2 separate regions of the Homo sapiens genome follow, and region 2 is linked to region 1. A link is an interaction called in ENCODE POLR2A ChIA-PET data of the cell type or tissue named here. Cell type or tissue: CD4-positive, alpha-beta T cell. All regions are shown on one strand. Each heading gives the region's core, and the rest is flanking DNA. Links, peaks and the distances in the headings are about the cores only.

Region 1 (5,000 bases), core at 1-5,000:
CATAGAAATCACAAATGAATGAATGTGATCAAACTTGAAGGCCATTTCTAAAGAAAAGCTTTAGCTCAGACCCCATTCTGTGATTGCCTGTTAATGCCTCCTTGTGATTTCAGCGGAAATTCTAGAATTGGCCGGCAATGCCGCGAGGGACAACAAGAAGGCCCGGATAGCCCCGAGACACATCTTGCTGGCAGTTGCCAATGACGAGGAGCTCAACCAGGTATGTCTGAAGCCTTGAGGGAAGCCGTAGAATGGGTTTGCCAAACATGCTAATGTGTGGGCCTGGCTGGCCATGAGTCACTCCTGCTACAGTTCCCAATTACATTTATACAAAAAAAACTCAGGCCATATAAAAGAACAAATTCTGCTAGCTCTTATCATTCAGATTCAAAATAAAATTGCCTCTGGCATAGATCTCATTATATATTCTAGGTCTTATCAGACCTTTCTTTTCTCTTTGAAGACAAGTTCTGTGTGTTGCTGAGGAAGGTGTGGCACAAATGTTATTCTCTTCACTTTCTTCACCCAAACTTAGTTGACAGTTTTTTCTGATGAAGGCAGAAGACTCTTTATATTTTAGAACTGACTGTTTATATTCTGAAACTGACTCCAAAGTCAAGCGAATACCCCCTTTTCACCTACAGTATATGTAAGGTGGTAGGTAAATAGTATAAGAATTTTTATTTCTGTTTCTTTTCATTTATCTTTATTTTCTAATCTCACTCTTCTCAAACTGTAGTGAAGAAGCCATTTTTATGGCCAATCCATCATGGACTGATAATTTCCAGAAATGTAATAAAAATCACTAGAAAAATTAAAAAGCAAACTACAAGCCATAATTTTTTGTTATCAGATTCAACAGATATACAATAACTGTCAGTTTGCTGTGAAAGTTTCTAGATGCTTGCTATACTTCTGTTGTCACTGACGGGTAACTACCAGTTCATGGGTGAGCCATGGTCGCAGACCATGCTTGGGGTAGTGTTGGTTTCGAATCTGCAGAATATATTAGTGGAGTAGTACGTGTCTGTTCTTTGCAGATAAATTAACTTATATTGATTGGGAGGAGCATGGCCAGACATACTTTACTGATGGAATGTATGTGCAAGCTTGTGGAGACCACTGGTTCATCATTAACTGGGTCTAGTCTTTGCAATGACCTTTGAACATCATTTTCTCAAGCTGCGCTCCCCACATGGGAAGCTTTTTATCCTGTGTTGTGTCTGGAATTCCAGAGCCCTGGGCAACATCCCTGGTTTCAACTTCTGTGTCCCTTCTATTTTGCTTTACTTCGTTTTGCTTTCTGTACAACATCACAGGATGCCTTGTTAACCTACGGAGAAATGCTCTACAACTGAAAGTGGGAAAAGCCAATTAAATGGTGTATTACGCAGTTTCTTTAGGAAAGCGGAGGCCACATTTAACAGTTAGAACCGTATTAAGTCCAGGCCAGGCACAGTGGCCCACGCCTGTAATCCCAGCACTTTGGGAGGCCAAGGCAGGTGGATCACCTGAGGTCAGCCGTTCGAGACCAGCCTGGCCAACGTGGTGAAACCCTGTCTCTACTAAAAATACAAAAATTAGCCGGGGTGGTGGCAGGTGCCTGTAATCCCAGCTGCTCAGGAGGCTGAGGTAAGAGAATTGCTTGAACCTGGAGGCGGAGGCTGCAGTGAGCCAAGATCGCGCCACTGCACTCCAGCCTGGGTGACAGAGTAAGATTCTGTATCAAAAAAAAAAAAAAAAAAGAACTGTATGAAATTGGGAACTAGCAGGCTGTTTGCTACATGAGCGCATGCATTTCTCTCTTCAGCTGCTAAAAGGAGTGACCATCGCCAGTGGAGGCGTCCTGCCCAGAATTCACCCCGAACTGCTGGCCAAAAAGCGAGGGACCAAAGGCAAGTCGGAAACGATCCTCTCCCCACCCCCAGAGAAAAGAGGCAGGAAGGCCACGTCAGGCAAGAAGGGGGGGAAGAAATCCAAGGCTGCCAAACCACGGACGTCCAAAAAGGTAGGCCGAGGCTGCGTGTCCTGGGCCAGGCACTCCCACTGCAATGGTCTGAATGTCTGTGTTCCCCCACAATTCATATGTTGAAACCTAACCCCAGAGGCATAGGATTACAAGGTGTGGGCTTTGAGAGATAACTAGATCATGAGGGCGAGTCCTCACGAATGGGAACAGTCCCCTTATAAAAGAGGCCTGAGGGAGGCAGAGGGACCCTTCTGCCATGTGAGGACACAGCTAGAAAGCGTCATCTACCAGGAAGTGAGCCCTTGCCAGACACAGAACCTGCCTGCGCCAAGGACTTCCTGCCTCCGGAACTATGAGAAACAAGTTTCTGGGCCAGGCACAGTGGCTCATGCCTGTAATCCCAACACTTTGGGAGGCCGAGGCAGGAGGATGGCTTGAGCCTAGGAGTTAGAGGCTGCAGTGAGCCATGATGGCACCACTGCACTCGAGCCTCGGTGACAGCGCAAGACCCTGTCTCTTAAACAAACAAAAAAAAAAGAAAGTGGTTTCTGTTGTTTGTGAGCCAGCCAGTCTATAGCATTTTGTTAGAGCAGCCCAGGCAGACACTAAGACGCTCACAGAACAGGAGGGAAGTTTAAAGATGAGACAATGACTTCGTAGCAGACACCTCTGAAGGACCGAGGACTCTTGCAGCTTGGTGCCGGAAGAAAATGACAAGAATGTACAGGTAAAAGAATAAAGGGCCTTTGAGGTTAGAGCTGAAATGGGTCTTCTCTAGGTTTCCAAACCCTAAGCAGGGATGGTTTTCAGATCCCTTTTACTACCCCCAGCAAAATCTGAAGTGAGCGATGATAGCCAGGAACCTGCATTTTATTTCTCTGCAGAGCTCTGTGTTGCCTTCCAAACAGCCTCTAGTCTCCTGCAGGCATTCCCTGAGTTCCGCCAGTGGAATTTCAGGTGTTTGGCATATACTTGATATACTAGGTGTTTGGGTTAGCTTGATATACTAGGTAGCTTAGCTCAGAGATGCCACTGATAGAATAATGTTTTCCTATGTTGCCCAGTACAGTAACCACTGGTCACATGTGGCTTTTTTTTTTTAAGAGACAGGGGTCTCACTCTGTCACCCAGGCTGGAGTACAGTAATGCAGTGGCGAGATCATAGCTCACTGTAGCCTCAAACTCCTGGGCTCAAGCGACCCTCCTGCCTCAGCCTCCCAAAGCATTGGAATTATAAGTGTGAGCTAAGGCACACAAGCCAAGGCTATTTGGATTTGAATTAAAACTAAATCAAATTTAAAATTCAGCTCCTTGATTGTACCAGCCACATTTCAAGCACTCAGCAACATTATTGAGGATCAAGATGAATATTTCCACGATCACAGAAAGTTCTATTGGACAACCCTACTGTAGAAGTTGTGGATGTTTCATTCCACACTGCCTCTGTGCCCCGAGAAATCCTGGGGAGAAAGAAGGCTAAGCAATGGGCTATCAACGGCCCCACCCAGCTCCGATGCTTGTCGTCGTGAGCTGCAGGCATTGAAATGAGCAAGGACAATGTGCTGGTGCACAGGGGTAGGTGAGGACTGCAGGTATGTGTGAGCCCTTTAACACACTTTCTATTTTGCTATTTTGCGGTACCCTTTTCTTTCCTTATATTGCTGACTTTTGCTCCCCTCCTTCAAGAAACAGCAGAACACATCACCTAACCACTTCCTTTCATATTCAACTTGGTGGCAGCCGTGAGAAGAGCTTAATAAAGGCACCTCAGGCTTTTTCTGGATTGGTTCTCATCTTGCCTTTTGATTTTTACCGACAGTCCAAACCAAAGGACAGCGATAAAGAAGGAACTTCAAATTCCACCTCTGAAGATGGGCCAGGGGATGGATTCACCATTCTGTCTTCTAAGAGCCTTGTTCTGGGACAGAAGGTAACAAAGAGAATTGCCTTGTGCTATATTAAAACACCACTGTATTTTTATAACCTACTGTTTACAAGCAATGATGCCTCCTTTCCTCCCCTGATAATGATTTTCACTGCAGTCTTGAATTATTCATTTTTAAACTAAAGAGCTGTGGCAGTGTCAGCATTGTGAGAGTGAGAATTGTTCTTTTTTGCTGAGAATTGTTAACGCTAACATTGGTCAGACAAGGGTGAGCATGGAAGCTCTTTCTGGTCAGTAGATAGGATGGCATTACTGGTTTTGCTGGGAATTCCCCACACCCCAGTTATTTCTACATCTGCCAAAAAAAAAATCCATAGCTAACTTTCTCAGACAGCTTCTGAGAGGCCCATCTTACATGGTTCAATGTAATTTATCAAAGAAAGAAAATAGAAATATATGTTTCCCAAATATCCTTGGTATTAGAAATGAATTATTTGCCAATAATTCAGTCTGCCTGCCTTCCTAGGCTTTAGAAAGTAAACAAACAGGGCTATGCATTTGAACAGTCTTCAGCAACACAACAGCAGCCCAACCAGACATGCAAATAATTCATTCCTACAAGTGTAAAGTTTACTGAGCAGACAATTTATCTACCAAGTCAACTGGGGCTGAAATAAGACACCCAAGGAAAGAGTCAGTTAATCATATCTCTGGTAGCTGAATGTTTCCATCTTGACAACACAGTAAGCCTCCATTCAAAGAATTGGGAAGAGTATGTTCTAAGAAGAGCATCGGTGTGGCTGGTTGCTAATTCGTCACTGATGAAAGCAGGGAAACAAAGAGGTGGAATTTATGTCCCCTCTCTGGCCTGTTCACTGTTACATGACGATTAGCTTTCTCTCACTTAGCTAAGGCAACATAAAGGTCTTGCTCACATGGGCCAACAATAGAGAATGCCCTCCATTCCACTCTACTGTGAACACATAGGATAGCAATTCCCAATGGTAGCCCCAAGACTGTGGTCTCCAAAGGGCAAGGGAGCCAGACACCCCCAGGTCAGAATCCCAGAGCCCATTACTTCTCTCCAGCAAGGTTATTGGCTTCAGAGCCCTGCCCCACAGATTTTGTGTTCTTCTAGGGAGAATG
Region 2 (5,574 bases), core at 81-5,080, 71 kb after region 1:
TACAAGGTAAATTACATTAATAAGTAAAAATGTAGTAAAGATTAAAATGGCAAGATGCTGTCCTGCTTTGTAAAAATTTTCAGTCAAGATTTGAGTTGAGTTTGGCTATATCAGGCAAATACTTAAAAGTTCATGAATAGTTATACATTATGGCTAACTTTATCCCAGCTCAATAGGGTAATATTGAAGGGGACTTCTGTGTATTATTTAATGCAACTTTTGACAAGTTTGAAATTACTTAAAAAAATAAATGAATAAAACAACTTCACTAAAGTAATAAGATCCTAATTCTAAAATGTAAGTAATTTAAAAGGTAAAAATGACACACTGCTTTTAAAAGGAGCTGGGAGGCACAAAAAAAATAAGTCAATAAACATGCTTTCCACTGAGTCATCACTTACCTTGCTCGTGCCCACCAAGATCAAAAGTTGTAAAGGTCATTCCAGCAATTGTTAGCTCTTCTGATGCTGAAAAATTGTTTAAAAAGAAGAAAAAAACTTGTCAACTCAACAACCCCCAACTACTAGTACTATAAGCCAATATCAATGCTTTCATCTTGTAAAGAAAAAGATACAAGAAGTTGAGTGTGGTGGTACCCGCCTGTAGTTCCAGCTACTCAGGAGGCTGAGGGCAGGAGGATAATCTGAGCCCAGGATTTTTGAGACCAGCCCAGGCAACGCCCCACTCCCAACAAAGAAAAGGAATACAAGGGTGAAATGTTCTTAAACTATTCTAAAAGCCAAAGGTTTCTTTTCTTCCAAGCTATTTTCCACTTCTTAGAAGTAGGTATAGGAGAGGTGTCCCTTTACAGGACCAGTGACAACAGATAATGACAAAGTTCCAGAGGTTTAGATCTGAAAGTACATAACCTGAGTGTGTCTTACAGGGAACTTTCTCGTATGAGTTGGCTTTTGGGACTTCAGTTAATAAAAGAACTCCACCAACTAGGGATTCATCCTCCACGCCTAACACTGACCTTTAAAGATCAAAAGGTCACCTGATATTTTCAAACCTACTCGGATGTAGTGTTGGAACATGTTGGCCCAATCTGTCATCTTTGAGCATGTGAAGAAGAGTGGTTTTGCCTGCATTATCCAAACCTAAGAATACAAGTTTTCCAGATTTCTTGTACAGTCCTAAAAGAGAAAAAAATTGTTAACACATTTGCTCTCTACAGACCAAAGCCTATTTGTAGTTAAATTACTGAGGGAAAGGCACAAACTTTGAAACCTGTATTTCAAGGAAATGGCTTTACCTAGGAACTGGAGCACACTGCTGAAGCCATTGTAGATCCACTCAAAGATGAAAGACATTATTAATGCTTACTACCTGTATAAAATATGAAAGTAGCAAACATTAGCTTTCTGAATGACAGTACAATTGTGGAGAGGTTAACTCTTGTTCCCTAGCCATGATGCACATTTATAGTCTCTTGTTTTCGGGAATAAGAAAGCAGGCCAGGCATGGTGGCTCACACCTGGAATCCCAGCATTTGGGAAAGCCAAGGCAGGCGGATCACTTGAGCCCAGGAGTTCACAACTGGCCTGGGCAAGAAAGCTGGACTCAATCTCTACAAATAACTAAAAAAATAGCTGGACATAATGACACACACCAAGAGTCCCAGCTACTCAGGAGGGTGAGACAGAAGAATTACTTGAACCCAGGGGTTTGAGGCTGCAGTGAGGCATGACGGTGCCACTGCACTCACTTGGGCAACAGAGGGAGACTCTGATAAAAAAGACAGGACAGGACAGGAGAAAGGAAAGGGAAGGGAAAGGGAAAGGGAAAGGGAAAAGGAAAGGGAAAGGGAAAGGGAAAGGGAAAGGAAAGGAAAGGAAAAGAAAAGAAAAGAGAGGGGAGGGGAGGCGGGGCAGGGGAGGAGGGGGAGGGGAGGAGGGGAAGGGGAGGAGGGGATGGAAGGGGAGGGGAGGAAGCAAAGTAAAGAGAAACTAATATTCTTTCTTGACACAGATTTTGCAATCTGGAGGAGAGTCTAGAATCCTTATATGTGCAAAAATAACTTGTTTCCTAATAGTTTTTGATCTATGATACTCAGAGAACTAGGAGTTAAAAATATAAAGGCATACCTCATTTGATGATACTTTGTGGATCCTGAGGTTTTCTGGTTTTTTTACAAATTGAAGGTTGGAAGCAGCCCTGAGTTGAGTAAGTGTATCAGTACCATCTTCTAACAGCATGTGCTCCCTTCATGTCTCTATGTTACATTTTGGTAATTCTCACACAATATTTCAAACTTTTTCATTATTCTTATATCTGTCATCATGATCTATGATCAGTGATCTTTGGTATTACTAGTATAATTGTTTTGTTGTGCCACAAACCACAACCATAGAAGACAGCAAACTTGACTTCCTCCACAGTCCTGCCCCCACCCCAAGCCTCCCTATTCTCCAAGTGAAAGTAACAGGTCTCTCCCTTGAAAGCAAAAGTTAGAAATGATTAAGCTTAGTGACGAAGACACATCAAAACCTGAGATAAGCCAGAAGCTAGGCCTCTTGCACTCAACAGTTACCCAAATTGCAAATGCAAAGGAAAAGTTCTTGAAGAAAATTAAAAGTGCTACTCCAGCAAACCCATGAACGTCAAGAAAATGAAACAGCCTTATTGCTGATAAAAAATAATAATAAAATAAAAACACGAGGTAAAAAAGCAAGTGCTGATGTAGAAGCTGCAGCAAGATAACTGATGAAGGTGGGTGGCTACACTAAACAACACATTTTCAATGTAGGCAAAACAGCCTTCTATTTGAAAAGCCATCTAGGACTTTCATAGCTAGAGGGGAGATGTCATTGCTTGGCTTCAAAGCTTCAAGGGGCAAGCTGACTCTCTTGTTATGGGCTAATGCAAGGTGACTTTACGTTGAGGCCAATATTCATTTACCATTCTGAAAATCCTAGGACCCATACTCATTTACCATTCTGAAAATCCTAGGACCCATACTCATTTACCATTTTGAAAATCCTAGGGCCCTGAAGAATGACACTAAATCAGTCCAAGTGGAGCAAGTGAGCGAGCAGAGTGGTTGTGTGGTTGCGTCTCGGAAACCAGTAGCACTTGCAGCATGGCTGACCAACTGACTGAGGAGCAGATTGTAGAATTCAAAGAAGTTTTTTCACTATTTGACAAAGATGGTGATGGAACTATAACAACAAAGAAACTAGGAACTGTAATGAGGTCTCAGGCAGAATCCCACAGAAGCAGAGTTACAGGACATGATTAATGAAGTAGATGCTGATGGTAATGGCACAATTGACTTCCCTGAATTTCTGACAATGATGGCAAGAAAAATGAAAGACACAGACAGTGAAGAAGAAATTAGAGAAACATTCTGTGTGTTTGATAAGGATGGCAATGGCTATATTAGTGGTGTAGAACTTCACCATGTGATGACAAACCTTGGAGTGAAGTTAACAGATGAAGAAGTTGATTAAATGATCAGGGAAGCAGATCCTGATGGTGATGGTCAAGTAAACTATGAGTTTGTACAAATGATGACAGCATAATGAAGACCTTGTACAGAATGTGTTAAATTTCTTGCACAAAACTGTTTATTTGCCTTTTGTTTGTAACTTATCTGTAAAAGGCTTCTCCCTACTGTCAAAAAAAAATATGCATGTATGGTAATCAGGACTTCATTCCTCCATGTGTTCTTCCCTTACTGTCATTGCCCTGAAACCTTATTTTAGAAAACTGATGAAGTAACATGTTGCCTGTGGCTTACTCCGGATATATCTAAGCCCTTCTGCACATCTAAACTTAGGTGGAGTTGGTCAAATAAGGGAACATCCGGGTTATGCCTTTTTTTAAAGTAGTTTTCTTTAGGAACTGTCAGCATGGTGTTGAAGTATGGAGTTGTAACTCTGTGTGGACTACGGACAGCCAACAATATGTACTTAAAAGTTGCACTACTGCAGAATGGGTGTATTATCCAGGTACTCCCAGGTACCTCACACACTGTTTTTTCTGTACTGCTGGTCCTGTACCAGAAACATTTTCTTTTACTGTTACTTGCTTTTTAAACTTTGTTTAGCCACTTAAAGAAAATGTGCTTATGGCACAATTTGCCTCAAATCCATTCCAAGTTGTGTATTTGTTTTCCAATTAAAAAAATTACAATTAAAAAAAGAATTATACTAAATCTACTCTGCCTACCACACATCTGTTTACAGCATGGTTTACTAAGTATTTTAAGCCCACTGTGAAGACCTATTGCTCAGAAAAAAAGATTTGAAGATATTACTGCTCATTGACAACGCACCTGGTCACCCATGGGCTTTGATGGAGGTGCAGAAAGAAGTTAATGTTGTTTTAATGTCTACTAACAACATCCATTCTGCTTCCCATGGATCAAGGAGTATTTTCGATTTGCCAGTCTTTCATTTAAGAAATATATTTCCTTTGGGAGGCCGAGGCGGGCGGATCACGAGGTCAGGAGATCGAGACCATCCCGGCTAAAACGGTGAAACCCCGTCTCTACTAAAAATACAAAAAATTAGCCGGGCGTAGTGGCGGGCGCCTGTGGTCCCAGCTACTTGGGAGGCTGAGGCAGGAGAATGGCGTGAACCCGGGAGGCGGAGCTTGCAGTGAGCCGAGATCCCGCCACTGCACTCCAGCCTGGGCGACAGAGCGAGACTCCGTCTCAAAAAAAAAAAAAAAAAAAAAGAAATATATTTCACAAAGCCATCAATGCCATAGACTGATTTCTCTGCTGGATCTGGGCAAAGTAAACTGAAAACCTCCTGGAAAGGAGTCACCATTCTAGGTACCAGTAAGAACAGTTATGATTCACGGGAAGAGGTCAAAATATCAATATTAACAGGAGTTAGGAAGACAGTGATTCCAACCCTCGTGGAAAACTTTGAGGGGTTCGAGACTTTGGAGGAAGAAGTAACCTTAGATGTGGTAGAAACAGCAAGAGAACTAGAATTAGAAGTAGAGCCTGAAGATGTGACAACTGCTGTAATTTCATGATCAAACTAATGGATAAAGAGATGCTTCTTATGGATAAGCAAAAAAAGTGGTTTTTTTGAGATGGAATCTAGTCCTGGTGAAGATGCTATGAATACTGTTGAAATGACACCAACAATTTAGAAAATTACAAAAACTTACTTGAGTTTACATAAACTTACTTGAGCAGCAGCAGGGTTTAAGAGGACTGGTTCCAATTTTGAAATAAATTCTGCTTTGGGTAAAATGCTATCAAACAGCATTGCATGCTACAGAGAAATCTTTCTTGAAAACAAGCATTAACTGATGCAACAAACTTCCTTGTTGTCTTATTTTAAGAAACTGCCACAGCCATCCCAACCTTTAGCAATCATCAACCTGATCAGTCAACAGCTATCAACGTGGAGTAACATGGAGGTAAGATCCCCAACCAGCAAAGAGGTTATGACTCGCAGAAGGCTCCGATGCTTGTTAGCATTTTTTAGCCATAAAGTATTTTTTAAATAAGGTACGTATTTTCTAAGACGTAATGCTACTGTACACTTAACAGACTACAGTATAGTGTAAACGTAACTTTTATGTGCACTAGGAAACCAAAATATTCGT

Evidence for each region. ChIA-PET counts read pairs that join two places held together with the same protein. Peaks named below come from ENCODE experiments on the same cell type or tissue, not always from the same donor. Only the 100,000 strongest peaks of a DNase experiment are listed, where the experiment ranks them.
Region 2: POLR2A ChIA-PET joins it to region 1 with 5 read pairs; 13 of 35 experiments call an interaction of 5 or more read pairs at or near these places.

The regions. Positions count from the first base shown.
Region 1 is chr10:70,089,947-70,094,946 of GRCh38, forward strand. It overlaps MACROH2A2 (macroH2A.2 histone), which reads left to right. Exons shown (of 9, transcript NM_018649.3): 3 at 114-220; 4 at 1,811-2,008; 5 at 3,789-3,899. Among named protein-coding and RNA genes, the nearest start is that of MACROH2A2, 40 kb to the left of the region's middle. RefSeq lists an enhancer at 1,092-1,236 and a cis regulatory region at 1,157-1,170. In CD4-positive, alpha-beta T cell, for the core only: no CTCF peak of the experiment used is centred there; DNase peaks (open chromatin) are centred at 2,285 and 3,665; H3K4me3 peaks cover 2,429 bases; H3K27ac peaks cover 2,169 bases.
Region 2 is chr10:70,160,603-70,166,176 of GRCh38, forward strand. It overlaps SAR1A (secretion associated Ras related GTPase 1A), which reads right to left. Exons shown (of 7, transcript NM_020150.5): 2 at 1,256-1,329; 3 at 1,017-1,136; 4 at 402-467. The coding sequence starts at 1,313. It also overlaps the pseudogene CALM2P2. Among named protein-coding and RNA genes, the nearest start is that of SAR1A, 7.1 kb to the right of the region's middle. RefSeq lists an enhancer at 3,789-3,868. In CD4-positive, alpha-beta T cell, for the core only: no CTCF peak of the experiment used is centred there; a DNase peak (open chromatin) is centred at 2,399; H3K4me3 peaks cover 782 bases; H3K27ac peaks cover 2,008 bases.